Linked DNA regions of Mus musculus: region 2 is linked to region 1. The links are chromatin loops, found by intact Hi-C in ENCODE. Cell type or tissue: left cerebral cortex. All regions are shown on one strand. Each heading gives the region's core, and the rest is flanking DNA. Links, peaks and the distances in the headings are about the cores only.

Region 1 (8,234 bases), core at 1,647-6,646:
CTCAGGCTTGTCCTGAGGAGAGAATAGCCCAGGTGGACTTTCAGTTGCAGCTGGGCAGCCTGACTAAGGGCTTGTCTAAGCACCAGAGAGCTCCCCGTTCTGAGCTGAGCCCAGCTGCTGAGCCCCGTTTCCTGGACTCAAGTGCTGAGCCAAGGATGTTAGCAGAATAAGATTGCCAGCCCGCCTGCGCCCCATTGTGTTAATTACAGGCTGTTATTTCATGTTAAGAATCCACAACAAGATTAAGGGCACTGTCATCTTAAAAGCCAAACCGTGACCTCAAAAACTCATCAGTGAATGAGAGGACAAATATTCCTGTAGTGCTGGTTAAAAATAGGAGCGGTGGAGAGAGCGAGAGGGAGATGGATGCCATTAAGAGGTAATTACATTTACTGTAAATGGGAGCCTGGGGAAGGAGCTATTCTAGGCAGGAAAACCCGTGACACAGGAAACCCAGCAAGGCCACTTGCTGATTGATGGCCGTGTGCTTTCTGAATCAGCTTTGCCTATGGGGTGAATGGTGTTACCACTGTGCCTAGTGCCCTGGGCCTGAGTGGAGGTGCTTGCCAAAAAACTGTGTTTCCCAAAAAGGGAAATGGGAACCGTGTAGTCCACTCCGAGTCTCAGAATGCAACTTCTCTGTGGTTCACAGTTCCAATGTCCTTCGTTCCTCAGTTGCCAGGCATCATCTGATTGGACAAGGTAGAATTTATTATTGCCTTTGAGTGAAACTAATTTTCATTCGAGTTGAGGTCCACAAAGGCAGGCAGTTCTGGTTCGTGCGCAGCAGTGGATATCTGCAGGGCCCTGTGCAGAGACATGTTGGCTACATGTGAATGTGTAGCCTGAAGTCTGTGCAAGTCTCACATTTTACCAGCTGAGAAGACTCAGGGTTCCTTCTGGGCCAGTGTTTATGTTAATAATCATAGAATTACATCATCACATCTGAAACTGAGCTAGGACAGTATAGGGTAAGTGATCTGCTATATCATTATTTATTTCAAGTTATTGACTTCATAAATAAAAGTTATTACTCTATGGGGAGCAAATTATTTCAGGTGCACACACACAGATACACAAACCTTGGCTTTGATAACATGCTATGCCTTTGTCTTCTTAGTCAATTGCTTTTTCCTTATACCCTCATTTTCTCCTAACTCTTCATACTATGTTAGTTTCTGCTGAGCCATCCCTAGACAGTCTTGCTTCTACTTTAATGGTACACATGATTTTAAGCATCTATTAATTTATAAAATCTAAGAATCAATAAGACTGGCTTAATTCACTTAATACAGCTATCTCCAACAGTGTCTGTTTTCCTATAAACAATAAAACATGGTTAACCTTTTTACTGGCTAGTTTTGTGTCAACTTGACACAGCTGGAGTTATCACAGAGAAAGGAGCATCAGTTGGGGAAATGCTTCCACTAGATCCAGGTGTAAGGCATTTTCTCAATTAGTGATCAAGGGGGAAAGGCCCCTTGTGGGTGGTGACATCCCTGGGCTGGTAGTCTTGGGTTCTATAAGAGAGCAGGCTGAGCAAGCCAGGGGAAGCAAGCCAGTAAGTAACATCCCTCCATGGCCTCTGCATCAGCTCCTGCTTCCTGATCTGCTTGAGTTCCAGTCCTGACTTCCTTTGGTGATGAAAAGCAATTTAGAAGTGTAAGCTAAATAAACCCTTTCCTCCCCAACTTGCTTCTTGGTCATGATGTTTTGTGCAGGAGTACAAACCCTGACTAAGACAATACCTCTATCCACATGATCCAGGCAATGGCCTACCATTGAGGCAAGGAGATCATTTCTTGTAGCAGATCCTTTGCCCACTGATATCTCTCAGCCACTCATAGGTCGAGACTGTGCCATCTCTCAGGAGGCAACAGTGATGGTTTCTACATGAATTTCATGGGGATTAATGGAAGTTTAAGTCAAGTGTCTTAGTTGGAGTTTCTATTGCAGTTGTCACTGGGATAGACTGACTTGGAGGCCTTTGGGTAAATATCTAGGAATAGAAGGTATGGCTAGGTCATATCTTGGGTCTATATAGGTTTCTGAGAAACCTGCCTACTATAGAATGGCACTACTATAAGCTGCCATAGGGGCAGGACATGTTTACATTCTTGCCCGTAGTGTATAGTGTATAAGGTTCTTAGGGTTTTATTGCAATGAAGAGACACCATGACCACAGCAACTCTCACAAAGGAAAACGTTTTATGGCAGCTGGCTTACACTTCAGAGGTTTAGTCCATTATTATCATGGCAGGGAGCATGGTTCCATGCAGTCAGACATGGTGCAGGAAAGGTAGTTAAGAGTTCTACATCTGATCTGCAGGCAGCAGGAAGAGAGAGTGACACTGGACTTGGCTTGAGCATCTGAAACCTCAAAGCCCAGCCACCAGTGGCATTTCCTCCAGTAAGGCCATACCCACTCCCACAAGGCCACACCTCCTAACCATGTCAAATAATGCCACTCCCTGTGAGTCTATGGTGGCCATTTCCATTCAAACCACCACAGCTGTCTTTCACGGCACGAGCATCTGTGGTTACTTGCTTTTTAATGACTGGCACTCTGACTGGGGGGAGCTAGAATCTCAATGTAATTCTGCTTTACATTTTTCTGATGCTTAGTGAGCCTCCAGGTTGTAAAAAACATTGTTATCCATCATTTGTATTTTATCATTTGGAAACTGCTTACTGAACTTGATAATCTATCAGCTGAGCTGTTTGGCTCTTTAGGTTTTTCTCGAGTTCTTTATATGGTTTAGATGCTAATCCTGTCATGTTCAACTAGCTAGGTTTTCTCTGATCCTGCAGGCTGTCTCTTTATTCTGTAACCACTTTCTTAGAATTTATTCCAAGAAGTGGTTTACAGGGTAAGAGGTAAATGCATGCTGCATGTACTATTTTTATATCTAATACTGAAGTTTCCTCTGAAAACATACCTAACATTAACACTTTCACAGATACTTTGAGTGCCATTAAACATCACAGATCTTTAATTTCTTGCTCATTTTTTTTTGTATGTTTGTTTTTTGTTTTTGAGACAGGGTTTCTCTATATAGCCCTGGCTGTCCTGGAACTCACTCTTTAGACCAGGCTGGCCTCGAACTCAGAAATCTGCCTAGCTCTGCCTCCCAAGTGCTGGGATTAAAGGCGTGCACCACCACCACCCGGCCTGCTCAATTTTATTTTAACTGTCATACATTGGTAATTTATGGCTCCCCCCGCCCCCTTTTGGCAAGGTACAAGGTGTTGAAGATAAAACCCAGGGACTTGATTGTTTAGATAAAAGCTCTACTGTTGAGGTCTGCCCCTGAGACAGGGGCAATAGAGGTAGCTCCATGCAACAGGGACAGTTTCCATGGCTCAGCTACCCTTCTGCAACGTGACATGGAAGCCATGATTTCCTGTGGGCTTCCTGCCGCGGAGCTGCGGAGCAGTGTGAGTGCTATACTGACCCTGATGAGAGCAGTGAGCGCTGCTAGCCTGCAAGCCACAGAGGGCAAACACCGACCGACCATTTGCCACCCAGGTGCTCTTGCATCCTAGGTTCCTGGACCAGAGCTGGTTTGCTTTGCCTTTGCTGTAGTAGGAACTACACTTTCCTGCTAATCCTGTTGGAGCAAAGTGGAAAGAAGTCACCACTAGGTGTCACAACGAGTCAAGTTAAAGCCTAGTTGTGGCGAATAGTTAAAGGCATTTAGTGTGTTCAGCTCCATCTTTTATCAAGCACCTGTTGAGCATCCGCTGGTCCTAGGGAGCTCGTCCAGGCCGGGCCTCCTGGCTTGGTTAAGGAAAACTCAGTACCGGGTAGAGAGGGAACTCGGGTTGATGGAGGAGGCAGAAGACTTTTCTTGAGGGAGATGCCTTTTGCAGTGTGTGTGAAGGATCAGGACAGTGGGACATTTGTTCTTCTTCCCAGGAAAGCACCCTGAAATCTGGCCTAGCGCTGGCTCTTGCCCCAGGTTGAATTTTTCCAACATGGAAGGGAACTTTGGTGGGAGTGGTGTGGGGGTCAGGGGGTCAGGGAGCTGTGTTGATGGCTTGTTCTTAGCCCAGACTGGTGGTGCAGGCCTGTAATCCTAGGCATTTTCGAAGCTGAGGCAGGAGGATCTCAAATTCAAGGACGGTCTGGGATTCAGAGTATGTTCAAGAACAACATACTGATACTCCATCTCAAGATAATGACGATGATGATGTTGACAATGACAATTGTGATGACAGAGGCTTGGAGATGTGCCTCACTGCTAAAACCTCTTGCCCCATAAGCATGAAGCCTTAGGCTCAATCCCCTGCACTAAAAAAAAAAAGAAAAAGAAAAAAAAAGTCATTCTTTACCTATTTTATTAAGATACTGCTTTGTTTTTTGCTTTGTTTCTTTCTTCAACACAATCAAGAGAATCTCTCTGAGACACAACTATAGCTCAATCTCATGCAGCCCCTCTTTCTGTGAGATTCCCTTCACAGGCGATCCTGCATTGGCTGACTAACCACCACAGGCCTCTTTGTTGAGTGTCTGAAATATCTTGTAATAGTAGAATAAATCCAATGCTAGTGGCTTAAAACAAGAGGAAAAACAAAAACAACAACAACAAAATAAAACAAGCCAAAAAAACAAAAACAAAAAAAAACAAAAACAAAAAACAAAAAACACACCAGGCCTTGTTAGTCCTTTTAATTTATATTCCTTATATTGAAATTCAGCACAAAAACTGAATTGAATATCCCAAATGTTTATGAAAATAGTATTTATTTTCCTAAATCTATTGTTTGCTGGTGGGATTTTGGAGCCTTCTGAATGAAATTCTCCTAAATAATAATATTATTTTTTTAAAAAATTTTCTGGTTGCTGGTCTCCTGGGCAATTAAGTGTTCTCTCTGCTGCCCCCCACCTGCCCCATGCTAACACCCCACATCCCCCTCTCTCCAGGATCTTTATCCCAGGATAGCCTTGAACTCAGTATCTTGGCAAGGATGACCTCGAGTGTCTTGCTCCCACCTTCCTAGCGCTATAGTTACAGGAATGTGGGAGCACAATTATTTTAGTAGTTTTTACAGGAATAACGTTGGACTCTGAGAACATAGCATTTGAAAGAAAAGTTTTCCCCATCTGCTGAGGACCAATCACTAGGTTACAAGGACAACGTGGGACATTGAGAGTTTTAGGGTTGGGGTGGGGCAGGAGATAGGAGATCTCTAGGGCTGGGGGACACTGAGATAGAAAAAGTATAAAGAAAGGGACAACAGTTTGAGGTTCCTCAAGCTGCAGGTGTCTAGCCTTGGTATCACCTACTGTGTGCCCCTTGAACCAGTCTTGCAACATCTTCCACTAATGTGTGGTACCTGTGCTGTCAGGCAGACGTGCACATGCGCACTCACTCGCTCATGCACACACAGGTGTGATCCATTGGGCCACTGTTCCCATCTCCACCCTGCATCTCCACCACCAGAAGAAACCTGTTTGAAGGCTGTGGGTAGTGAGCTTGGCAGGAGCCGGGGGCGGGGAGCAGCATCAAGAGAGGCTTTTCCTGTACCCTTTCCCTCACAGCTTTGGATATATTCCATCATCTCCCACGCACATTGCTCATAACACGTTAGTCACCATAATCTTAATCTACTGAACAATAACATTCTGTGCTCCTCATAGCGCCCCGGAAAGTGATTTCGTGGCTGTCATGACACTTAACACAGCGTCGCCACACTTACTTTGGAGAAGTTAAGCTGCTCGTGGGGTTTTAGTAGCAGAAGTTTAAAGCACAAAATTACCTGAATTGACTCACACAAATGGCAAACAGTTTTTCACAGTGAGTTTAATTATTTCTTTGCTTCCTTTCCTCTGCTTGGAATATTTGCCTCCTATTTGATCATTAAAGTATGCCTGCTCTGAGGTTACCTGCCTTGTACCCATCTCTGTCTCATATGCTTAGGATCATGAGGAAGGTGTTTGGATTCAAGCTCTGCCCTTGCCCTTCATTATTAATGAAATATGGAGATGATGCATCCATAAAGGTAGCATGATGGTTTGAGATGGTTCACGACAGGCGAGCCATACCAACTCTCTGATCAAAATCTGCACTGTATGTAAGTTCACCAATAAACATCTGCAATTAGCCAGGCCCCAGCCAATCAGAAGTTGCATCATTTGGGTCTCCACCAAGCAGAGCCTCAATACACAGATTTCCACCAATGGGATTGGTTCGTCCTGAGGCAGGAGTCGCAGGTGGAAGCAAAATGACCACACAAGACTTCCCTGACTCAAAACTCCTGCCTAGCACTTGGCAGTAAAACCCTCCACTGGCCTCTCCTCATCTCCACGACAGGCTCTGGGGCTGAGAATCTCTGCCTGTCACCATTGCCGTTCTGCATCTTGGTAATCTGATTTTATGTTTTGAGTAACAGTGGCCACACTCTAAATTTGCTTGTCTCTTCAGAAGCCTCCTAAGTTCATGAATAAGCAATAAACATCAGAATTATCCTGGCCAAACTTGGAGTTCCAGTCATCACAAAACACATCCAGCAGGAAAGATGCATAGCTCGGTGGTAAAGGGTGCATACTGAAGACCCCGTGTTCTTACACAGACACACACATACAGACACACAGGCACACACACACACACACACACACATGTGCATACACACACATGCACACCACACATATGCACACACACACACACACACACACACACACTTTCATGCTGTTTGGGCAGAATGAACCTGGGTGTGTCTGTGTGCATCACCAGCAGCCTCTAATACTAGTGGTTCTTTGAGCACCAGCTGCTCTACCATCCCTCTTTACCATGGCAACATTTCTGGAGAATCGCTGCTGTGGGAGGACTTGATTCTTCTGGTTGCCGTAGGCTGACTCTGAGCCTCCCAAGCCCCAGAGACTACCAACCATGTATGCTTGGTCCTTCACCTCAGTGCCGGGACCTGAACTTAATGCTCAGGTTGACGAAGGTCGGGGGTCTTGCTTAAACAGAAACGAGTCTATGGATGAGGATGGAGGCTGAGGGATGCCTGTCCCATCCTCATAGCAGCGCTTAGAAGGGAGAAATGCTTGATGAGGTGGGAAAGGTGGACAGAGGGGGATGCTTATGATTTGGTTGATAGAAACTGAGATGTCCTCTGGACCTGCATCCACCACAGGAGTTACACTGGGAAGGGGCATTGGGTAGGCTCCAGGGCTGCCCTACCTGGCAAAGGGAGGCTCCAGCTGAAGGCAGCACCAGTTGTAACTGCTTTCCCTTTTGACCCAGAAGGCCGTAGGAAGGATGAAGGATAAAAGATGAGGCTTTCTCTACACATCCAGGAGAACCAATGCATACTTGAGAACCAGACTCTCCCCGTTCGTGTGTCCCTGGAGTCCCGATACAGTAACAATGTTGGTCACCATGGAATCAGAGTAGTCTTGCTCACTTGGAGGTTGGCTCAGACAAGACGATGACTTTCCTGAAGGCACAAAGGTTTAGCCAGAGTAGAATTCAGACTCCTCATCTTCTCTTCCACTCTGCTTTCAAGCTTGCCTCTGTGCAATGGTTAACTTTGACTCTTGGCTTGAGAGACACCTAGATTCGTAAAGCCCTGTTCTGCATGCCTGGGAGGACACTTCCTAACATGGGAAGGGAATGTCCATGTGGGACAAGAGAGGAAGAAGGAGGAATCCCAGTCATACAGACATCCTCTGCCTGCTCCCTGACTGTCACAAGGCATGCAACCTCCTGTGACATGTGATCCTGTCTCCCCCCCCCCCCATGATATTCTGTCTTCCCATTAGCCATTCTAATGGAGGCAGCTGCCCATGGGATGATGCCCCTGGGACCATGAACTAAGATAAACCTTTTTTCTTCTTAACATAATTTACCTTGGATATTCTGTCATAGTGATAGAAATGACAGATAAAGTCAATGCCTGATTGGTACCCTGCATCTTCATGACTGTCCTCTATACACGTCCACCTGGGGACAAACAGCTGAAGAAAGGGTTTGGAATGGGAAATTAGGCCTTTGGTACAGAGGCATTGGAAACATCAAGTCACTCAATAAACAGCCTGCTGCGGTCCCCCAGTGGTTTTTATCATTAGAGTCTCTTTGTTAAGGGGCCAAGAAGACATTCTGTAACAAATCTTTGTGGATACACGGTAATAAGCAGCAAATGAGCAGAACTCAGCAGAGTTGCTCTGTTGTCTTTAATAATGTCTGGGATGGGTAAGAGCCCTCTCTTGTAGGAACCCCTCTGTT
Region 2 (8,234 bases), core at 2,165-7,164, 76 kb after region 1:
AGTAACTATTAGAAGCAGCCACTGTGCAGAATTCCTAGAAGAAGGAGAAAAAATGAAAATAAGCTATTTCAGAGCCTTCCTAGGGACAGACGGAAAACGGGAGACGTCCTGCTTCCTCTCTGGCTCCTATGGAAATATTTTTAGCTTCGAATAGGATATCTGTGTTCTATTGTCTGTTTTTTGGTGCACCAAATTGTCTATATGTCTGTCAACTCGTATTTGTTTTTGCTTGGATGACTGAATGATTGTTGTTCTGTGTTTCATGTTGAAAAATAAAAAAGCAGTCTCAGTCTGCACAGCAAAAATTGACAAGTTAGCTGCACAGTGGCTGGGAGTCAAGTACAGCTGAAAAAGCCCTGCTGAGGGCTGATTGCAAATGGAGCTTTCAAAGGGGCAGGCAGCCTTTTGCTTGTAACAGAAAGTTAGCTTAAAATTGGAAACTCAAGGTTGGAGTTATTCTAAACAACATAAGAAAACAGATGATATGCAAAAGCAGTGTACAAAGGGTAGAAAGAGTAGGTTTGAAAATAAAGTACATATCTTTACAAATAGAAGGAAAACCCTTTCAAGGTATAATGGATACAGGAGCAGATAAAAGCATTATATCTAGTAAGTGGTGGCCTGCTTCTTGGCCTGTTAATCAATTGTCACATAGCTTACAAGGATTAGGATATGAGGCTACCCCAACTATAAGTGCAAAATCCGTACAATGGAAAGATAAAGAAGGAAGGACAGGGCTTTTTCAACCTTATGTACTCCCTTTACCTGTAAACTTATGGGGGAGAGATGTGTTATCAGCTATGAACTTTATACTAACTAATGACTATTCTCAAAAAAGCAAGGAAATGATGAAAGGAATGGGATATATACCTGGACTAGGTCTTGGAAAAAATTTACAAGGTAGAATTTCACCAGTTAAAGCCACTGTAAAGGCAGACAAGAAAGGGCTGGGTTTTTTCTAGGGGCCACTGAAGAGCCTTTGCCCATCCCGTAGCATACGGAGGACACGGTGTAGGTGCCTCAATGGCCTTTACCTTCTGAGAAATTAAAAGCAGCTAAAGAATTAGTACAAGAACAATTAGACCTGGGACATGTGGAACCCACTCAATCACCCTGGAATACCCCCATTTTTTTTGTAAAGAAAAAGTCAGGTAAATGGAGATTGTTACATGACCTAAGAGCCATTAATGCACAAATGCAAGTTATGGGTTCTGTATAAAGAGGACTCCCCCTACTCTCAGCTCTACCTAAGGATTGGAGAATTATAGTAGTAGATATTAAGGATTGTGAGGTACTGAGAGAGAGTAGCCAATCAGATGAGGAACATGCAAATGAGGCTTAGTGCATAACCAATCCGGGTATGAGACACGCCTCTCCTAGGCCTATAAAAGCAGCACCAGTTCTGGGCTCGAAGTCTTTTCGCCTCTGCAATCAAGCTCTCCCAATAAACGTGTGCATAAGGATCCTGTTGCAGCGTCGTTCTTGCTGGTCGAGTCCGGCGCGCGCGCAAGACAAAATAGATGTTCCCTCCCTCTAGCTATTCTTGGTCATAGCTACACTGAAGTAACTAATAGATAGTCCAGTGTAGCCAGGAATTTTACTCGTCAACAGATGCTGACCAGCTTACTGATGTTGAATCTGTGGTGCCAGGCTACTGATGAGATCCTGGCAGGAGCTAAGCACACCTTTCAAGGCGATCTTCTGCCCCCTCCCAATTCTTCCAGAGCCTTCACGCTTACATCACCAACTACTAAAAAGCTTGGGTCTTAGAAGTTATACTGGAGGCAGCATCCTGCCTATATTCAGATGGCTATCCACTGAGCCTGAAGGAAAACGAAAAACCCCCTCAAAGTAGAATTCACTCCCCCAGGAATATTGCAAAGTGGGCATCTGCTGGAGCTGCAGAGAGTGCCATCAACTGCAGAAATACAGACATGGTAGAGACCCACGCAAGCACAAAGGGTTGGGAGATGGGAGGGGGGAGTTGCATCTTTGAGAAGGGTTTTCAGCATTGTGAGGGAAGAGAGGATCTTGGTAAGAAAGCCTGACCTGCCAAACAGACCACACAATTCTTGCCTAAATTTAACAAAATACCCACGGCCTTATTTCCAAGAGAGACAGATGAACAGAATGTAGTTGCACTGTGGGGCTTGCTAAAACATGATTTATTCACCCATAATTCACAGAGCAGCCCAAATGGAGAGGAAGCAGCAAGAGCTGAGGGCTGCTGATGAAGAATTTATTGGAGTGGTTTGGAAGACAGTCCCAGGATGTGAAAGCCCATTTATTTTCCAATTTGTAAATCAAAATGTTCTGGGTCAGGCAGGCAGGAGAACTAAGGCTGATGTTAAAAGCTGTGGCCTGTAAATCAAAGCAAATTTTGCTGTCAGGAATTTAGAAACGCAAGTCTGAATTCAGTTCGCTCCTGTTTCCTCCAGCAGCCAAGTGCCTCCCTCTCATGGTTCCCAGTCTGCAGCATCCATCTCTGTTGCTTTATGGATAGCAATTGCTGTACTTCAGACATCCCTATCCAGACAAGTTGCAGTTCTTAGCCAGGAGTGCATTTTTGTGGGTGCGAAAGTCTTTGCTTCTCTTCTGATTTAGAGATAGTGCTTAAGTAAGGTGTTGTCAACCATGGTCCCAGAGGAGGCTAAATCTCTCAGATCTTGGTTACCCTTTAAGAGCTTGACCTACTTAGACAGGGTTTACTGGTCTGCCCCATGCTGCCCAGCTCCCATCACTATGCCAAAATGTTTGAGGGAAACGCTGTAAAAGGAGAAGGAGTTCTTTGGCTCACTGTTTAGAGGCACCAGTCTATGCTTGCTCCATCACATCATCGTGGGTGTGTGGTAAGGCACAAAGTACTTGATAAAGTGAAGCTGCTTGGTGCTGGCCAAGAAGCAAGCTCCCTTCTCTGAAACCAATCAATCTACAGATCCACCAATGCATTAACCCATTCTTGCCGTCAGAGCATCATGGTCCCCATTGCCTCCCCCAAACCTTATCTCTGATCACTAGTGCACTGGGGCAGAAGCCTTGAAAGGCATGAGCTTTTGCAGGACATCGAAGATTTAAACCATGTGCCCCACTATGCCTCTGGGGTTCACCTGTTGGCAAAGGGTGGGAAGGAGATACAGTTGGTGATAGCAACCACAGCCAAACATCAGCGTGAAGAGCAAGAACTACACGTCGCGGTAGACTGGACAGGGGCGTACTGAATGCCTCTTGTAAACACTCTCCATGCTGTGGTGGCTTCATTGAGAAATGTCCTTCATAGTCTCGTGTATTCAAACACTTGATCCCCAGTTGATGGTGCTGTGTGTAGAGGTCGTGGTGTCTCTGGAGGTACAGATTTGCTGTGGAAGTAGTGTCACCCCACTTCCTGTTCTCTTCTTCTGCTTCCTGTGCGTGGATGAAAGCGTCCTCCGCCAGCATCATGCTCCGCCTCTCCCGCCTCCCCTGTCATGACAGAATCTCTCCTTCTGTGATTGGAAGCTAAAATAAACCGTCTTTTTAAAGTTGTTTTTGTCGGGGTGTTTTATCCTAAGCATCCTCTTTCGTTAGTTACTCAGATCTGTTGATTCAAGAATTCATGGGAGTATAGTGAACTGAAGTCTCAGTCATTTACCCTCAAAGCCCGGGTCTTTGGTGGCTTCTTCTTTTTCTGCTCACTCCATGGAGCCATTAGATGATCTCAGAGCCAGCCTTGGGAGATGTGGGTTGAATCCACTTCGATAATTTGTAAATAACTACAAAGGCATGTCCCAGCCGGATTCAAGGGCTTCTGTCATTTCAGCTACAAGTACCATTTAAAGAGCCATTTGCCTTCAGAATCCCCTTTGGCCTCACATTTTCCCGTGATCAAAGTCCGCTGTGTCCAAGGTGTTGGACTGAGGCTGGGGATGGGGCTGCAGCATTTGCTCTGATCTCTTTTTCCATCCCCCCTTCCACTCCCCTCACTACTTGCACCCCTACTTCTGCCTCCTCCCCTCCCACAAGCTCCTGGCATGTCCCCTCAGAACTTCCTGGAAGGGTGCCCACCAACCTCTCCCCTAGATAATAAGCTCTCTGGAGAGTCTTTTCAAAACAAGAGAAACGTCAACCTGCCTCCAAGAAACACAAACAAGGAACGTCCTGACCTACATACCCCACTCGGCAGTGCCAATCGGGCCTGTTTCATCACTCCGAAGAGCTATTTATTCTCGGTAAACAAAAAGATCCTTTTCTTTGTGAGAAATGATAGAAAACCCACAAACAGAGAGCTTGCAAGTGTAGAGCATGCGCCTCACGGAGAGGGCTATTGCAGGACCAACCCATGCGCATGAGCCTCACAGGGAGCGCTGTTGCGAGACCAGCCCATGCTGTGTCTGTACATTTCTGAGAATAAAAACCCCATCTAGGTCCAGGGCATCTGCTGGGGACCCCTGTCTTTCATGTTCTCTGCTGAATGTAGCCTCCATGGGCATATTTGAGAGCTCCCTACTAGAGAGCCAGATTTCTTCCATGAATCAAGAATAATATATGGTTCTAATCTCCCATCCACATCCTTGCTTTAGGGAGGCATGCCTGGTCCCAGACTGGGAAGGGCATCCCAGACCATAAAATCCACAGCATATACTCTCCCTGTCAAAAGTCTCTCCGTACTCACTACATTTCTTACCTAATGTCTCCACTTTCTATGGAAGCAGTGGCCATATCTGTTCTGTCAACCAAGTCTGTGTGTGTGTGTGTGGTGTGGTGTGTATTGTGTGTTTATTACATGGGTGCTGGTGAGTCCACCTCATGTCTTCATGTTTGAAGACCAGGAGCCACCTCTCTGACCTCCTGTGTACTGAGTCTTCAGTGCCTGGTGTGTGGTCTCCAGCACACATTTGTGATTCAGAACAGCGGACTCAAAGGGAACACCAACAGCAGAGGTGCAGTCAGTAAGGTGCCCTTTATATATCAGAGACACATTAAAGCCCCCAGGGGGTGCCTGAACCACAGATCCCTACCAACCCTGCATAATAAGAGACTGGCAACATTTATGTTAAAAGAAGAGAATTAGAACAATAGATAGTAATGAAGTGGAAACTTCTGGTATCTTTGGAAAGTCAGTATATCAAATGAGGGCTTGCTGAGGCACATAGGTGAAATGATGTCTTGCTAAAGCAGACACATGAAAGAATGCTTTCCTGAAGCAGACACAGGTGAAAGGATGTTTTGATATAGCAAACACTCAAAAGGACTCGTGCTGACGAAGTACAAATATGACCCCACAGACAGTGGGAGACAGACGAGCACTGAGCATTGGTTTGGTTTGCTCCGCCTCACTGTTCTTTGATAACAACACACAAGTATTGGTTCGCTTTACTAGAATTGTTGAGTTTGACTTGTGATAATGCTGCCATTGAGAGAAATTCACCCAAGAACTGCTCCTGAGGATACCGTGGCAGCTTGACGCTTCTGTGGAGATGTCAGGCTGGTTGATGTTTGTGCCTGGTGCCTGCCTGCCAAAAGGACTGGGCCGTAGCTCCCAGTTTGTGTATGGCATTTGCCTGCCGAGAGCACTGGTCTGCAGCTGCTGCTGTAGTTGGTGTTTGCTACAGGACTAAACTACTGCCAAAGAAGATCAAACTTGCTCCCAAAGAACTATTGCTGAGCAGGTCCACTTCTCCCATATGCTAATAACTTTTCTTTCCACTATCTCTGCTGAGTAGTGGGCTAGAGGGGAGGTTGAACCCTTATTAAAACATTTTTGCTACATAATAATCACCAACAGTATGCAATGACTACACCCTCTTGTCATCTCTTCCTGTATCCACACAGATTCCTGGGCTAGTAAATGGTAAGTCCAACTCCTAAGTGATGAGACAAAAAGGGAAACTGATCCAGAGGCTACGATGAAGACAGAAGCCAGAGCAAGACTTTGATGAGCCATGACAATGTCTGTTAGCCCTGGGGAATCTAAAGGACCACACAGGAAATGAAAATTACAGAGGGAGTATTATGGGATAGGCCAAGATCAATAGTAAGTCCTTTTCATATCTCCATTTCACAGGAAGGTGTATGGTATAGAGCGTCAGTAATTTACTTGAAATCACACATTTTAAAGGGGAGGAGGGACAGGGGGATCTAAGCCAGTGGTTCTCAACCTTTCTAATGTAGTGACCCTTTAATACAGTCCCTCATGTTGTGATGACCCCCAACCATAAAATTTGTTGCTCCTTCATAACTGTAATTTTGCTGTTGTTATGAATTGGAATGTAAGTATCTGTGTTTTCTTGGTCTTAGGTGACCCCTGTCAAAGGGTCATTTGGGTTGAATCCTACAGGTTGAGAATTAGCTTGGATTCTAAGCTCAGTTAGTTGGACAGCAAAGCAGAAGTAGTGGTGTATGACCCTAGACAGCCTCACCGGCCTCCTGGCTGCTAACTTCCTGCTAACACTGCAGACCACTGAAGAGCCGGACTCTCATGGGCCCTAACACTGACCATGCTGACTACCCAGTGGCTGTACTAATGAAACATTGAGGAAACAGCTCCCAGCTTGCCTTCTAACAGCACCAAATGGCCATTGGGTTAGGGGTGGCACTGTTTCAGCTCAGCCTCTTCTGATCCTCAACATTTGTCACAGCCCTCAATTAAGTGTTTTTCTTTGTAAGAGTTGCCATGGTCCTAGAGTCTCTTCACAGCAATAGAGCACTAACTACGATATCCTCTTTAATAATTTGTAGCCATTTTGTAACACACACACACACACACACACACACACACACACACACACACACGACTCTGTAAAAAGTGTGATCTGAGGATTAGTATTAGTGACTTAGACTAGAGTTAAAGAACTTGTGATTGCCAGCAGCGGCTGCCCAGGGAGATCAGGATTACTTGGCAAATTACAGTCAACAAACAACAGCTTGCGAATCTTGTGGGCAGTCACCAACGTATTCACCAATGTTTCTGACATGGCACGCACAGAGATCTATCATGCAAGGTGAAAAGGCCTCACTATGAGCTTAATCATAAGCTCTGTAAAAACGCTGGCTGAGTGATACATGTCTCTCTACCCAAAAGAAAACCAGAACCATCATCAATTAAATAACAGTGTTGGCAGTCTGGGAAGAGAGCTGTATGTGTAACCCCATTCAGCGATGCCATCAATGGACCACCCCAGTCAAGATGCTCTGCATCAATGATGGCATCAGTCTTGAAGCCACACAGTAAAGAGGTGACCATCTCCTAGGCTGAGAGGGCTAGAACACAGGATATCTGGTGATCCAGAACAAGTTTCAAATAGACTGAAAGGTTAAGATAAGGGGAGGGGCGATGGAGCAAAGCCATTACAGGCTGCTTTAGTTAGAGTTTCTTCTGTGATAAGAAACCATGTCCAAAATTAGTTCAAGAAGGAAAGGGTTTATTTCATATTATACTTCAAGATTATAGTCCGTCATCGAGGGCAAGAACTCAGAGAGAGATTCTAGAGGCAGGTACTGAAGAAGAGCCATGGAGGAGTGATGTGTAATACTGGCTTGTCCTTGTGGCTTGCCTGGCCAGCTTGCCTTCTAACAGCACCAAATGGCCATTGTGGCACTGTCCAGAGTGAGCTGGGCCTTCCCACAGCAGCCATCAATCAAGAAAACACAAATGCTTCACAGACTTGCCCACAGATTTCCGGTATGGTAATCATCTTCTCAACTGAGGTTCCTTCCTCTGGGGTGACTCCAGCCCGGGTCGAGTTGACATACAGCCATCAGCATAGAGGCATGACAGTGCACAGGGAATAAATAGCACAGAGTGGGCCCGGCTCAGTCACCAGACAAACTATGGAAGAGACAAGCAAAAAAATGACAGCACCGGCTTTCAAAGAACAGGGTGCAGAGTCACCGTTCGGGCAGTGTGAAGAATCTCCTAAAATAGCACATTTTCAGCAGAGTGAAGTAGGACAGTGTGGGGTCTGTTAAGCGCGCTTGCTGCTCTTAGAGAAAACCTGGGTTTGCCTCACGACCTCCACATGGTGATGTGATACATGCGTATACTCAAAACACAGGCAAAACTCTCATACTCATGAATCAAATAAATCTTTAAAAAGCAAATTTAAGTAAATACATATCTGTTTGTTAAGTGACTGTTAATATGACATGTTCTGTCTTAAGAAATAAAAGCAGTCTTGAAAGTATAAACATTTTATTTTGTTTATTGAAAACTCTGTGTGTGTGTGTGTGTGTGTGTGTGTGTGTGTGTGTGTGTGTGT

Evidence for each region. Hi-C counts contacts between places; a loop is a spot of excess contacts. Peaks named below come from ENCODE experiments on the same cell type or tissue, not always from the same donor. Only the 100,000 strongest peaks of a DNase experiment are listed, where the experiment ranks them.
Region 2: it touches region 1 in a loop (2.5-fold over the local background); 7 of 42 quality-filtered maps call a loop at or near these places.

What each region holds. Positions count from the first base shown.
Region 1 is chr1:39,007,240-39,015,473 of GRCm38, forward strand. No RefSeq gene overlaps it. Among named protein-coding and RNA genes, the nearest start is that of Gm35222, 16 kb to the right of the region's middle. In left cerebral cortex, for the core only: a CTCF peak has its summit at 3,639 (motif pointing right); DNase peaks (open chromatin) are centred at 3,649, 5,563 and 6,404; H3K27ac peaks cover 1,137 bases.
Region 2 is chr1:39,082,304-39,090,537 of GRCm38, forward strand. No RefSeq gene overlaps it. Among named protein-coding and RNA genes, the nearest start is that of Gm35222, 59 kb to the left of the region's middle. In left cerebral cortex, for the core only: a CTCF peak has its summit at 4,342; DNase peaks (open chromatin) are centred at 2,465, 3,496 and 4,158; H3K27ac peaks cover 3,080 bases.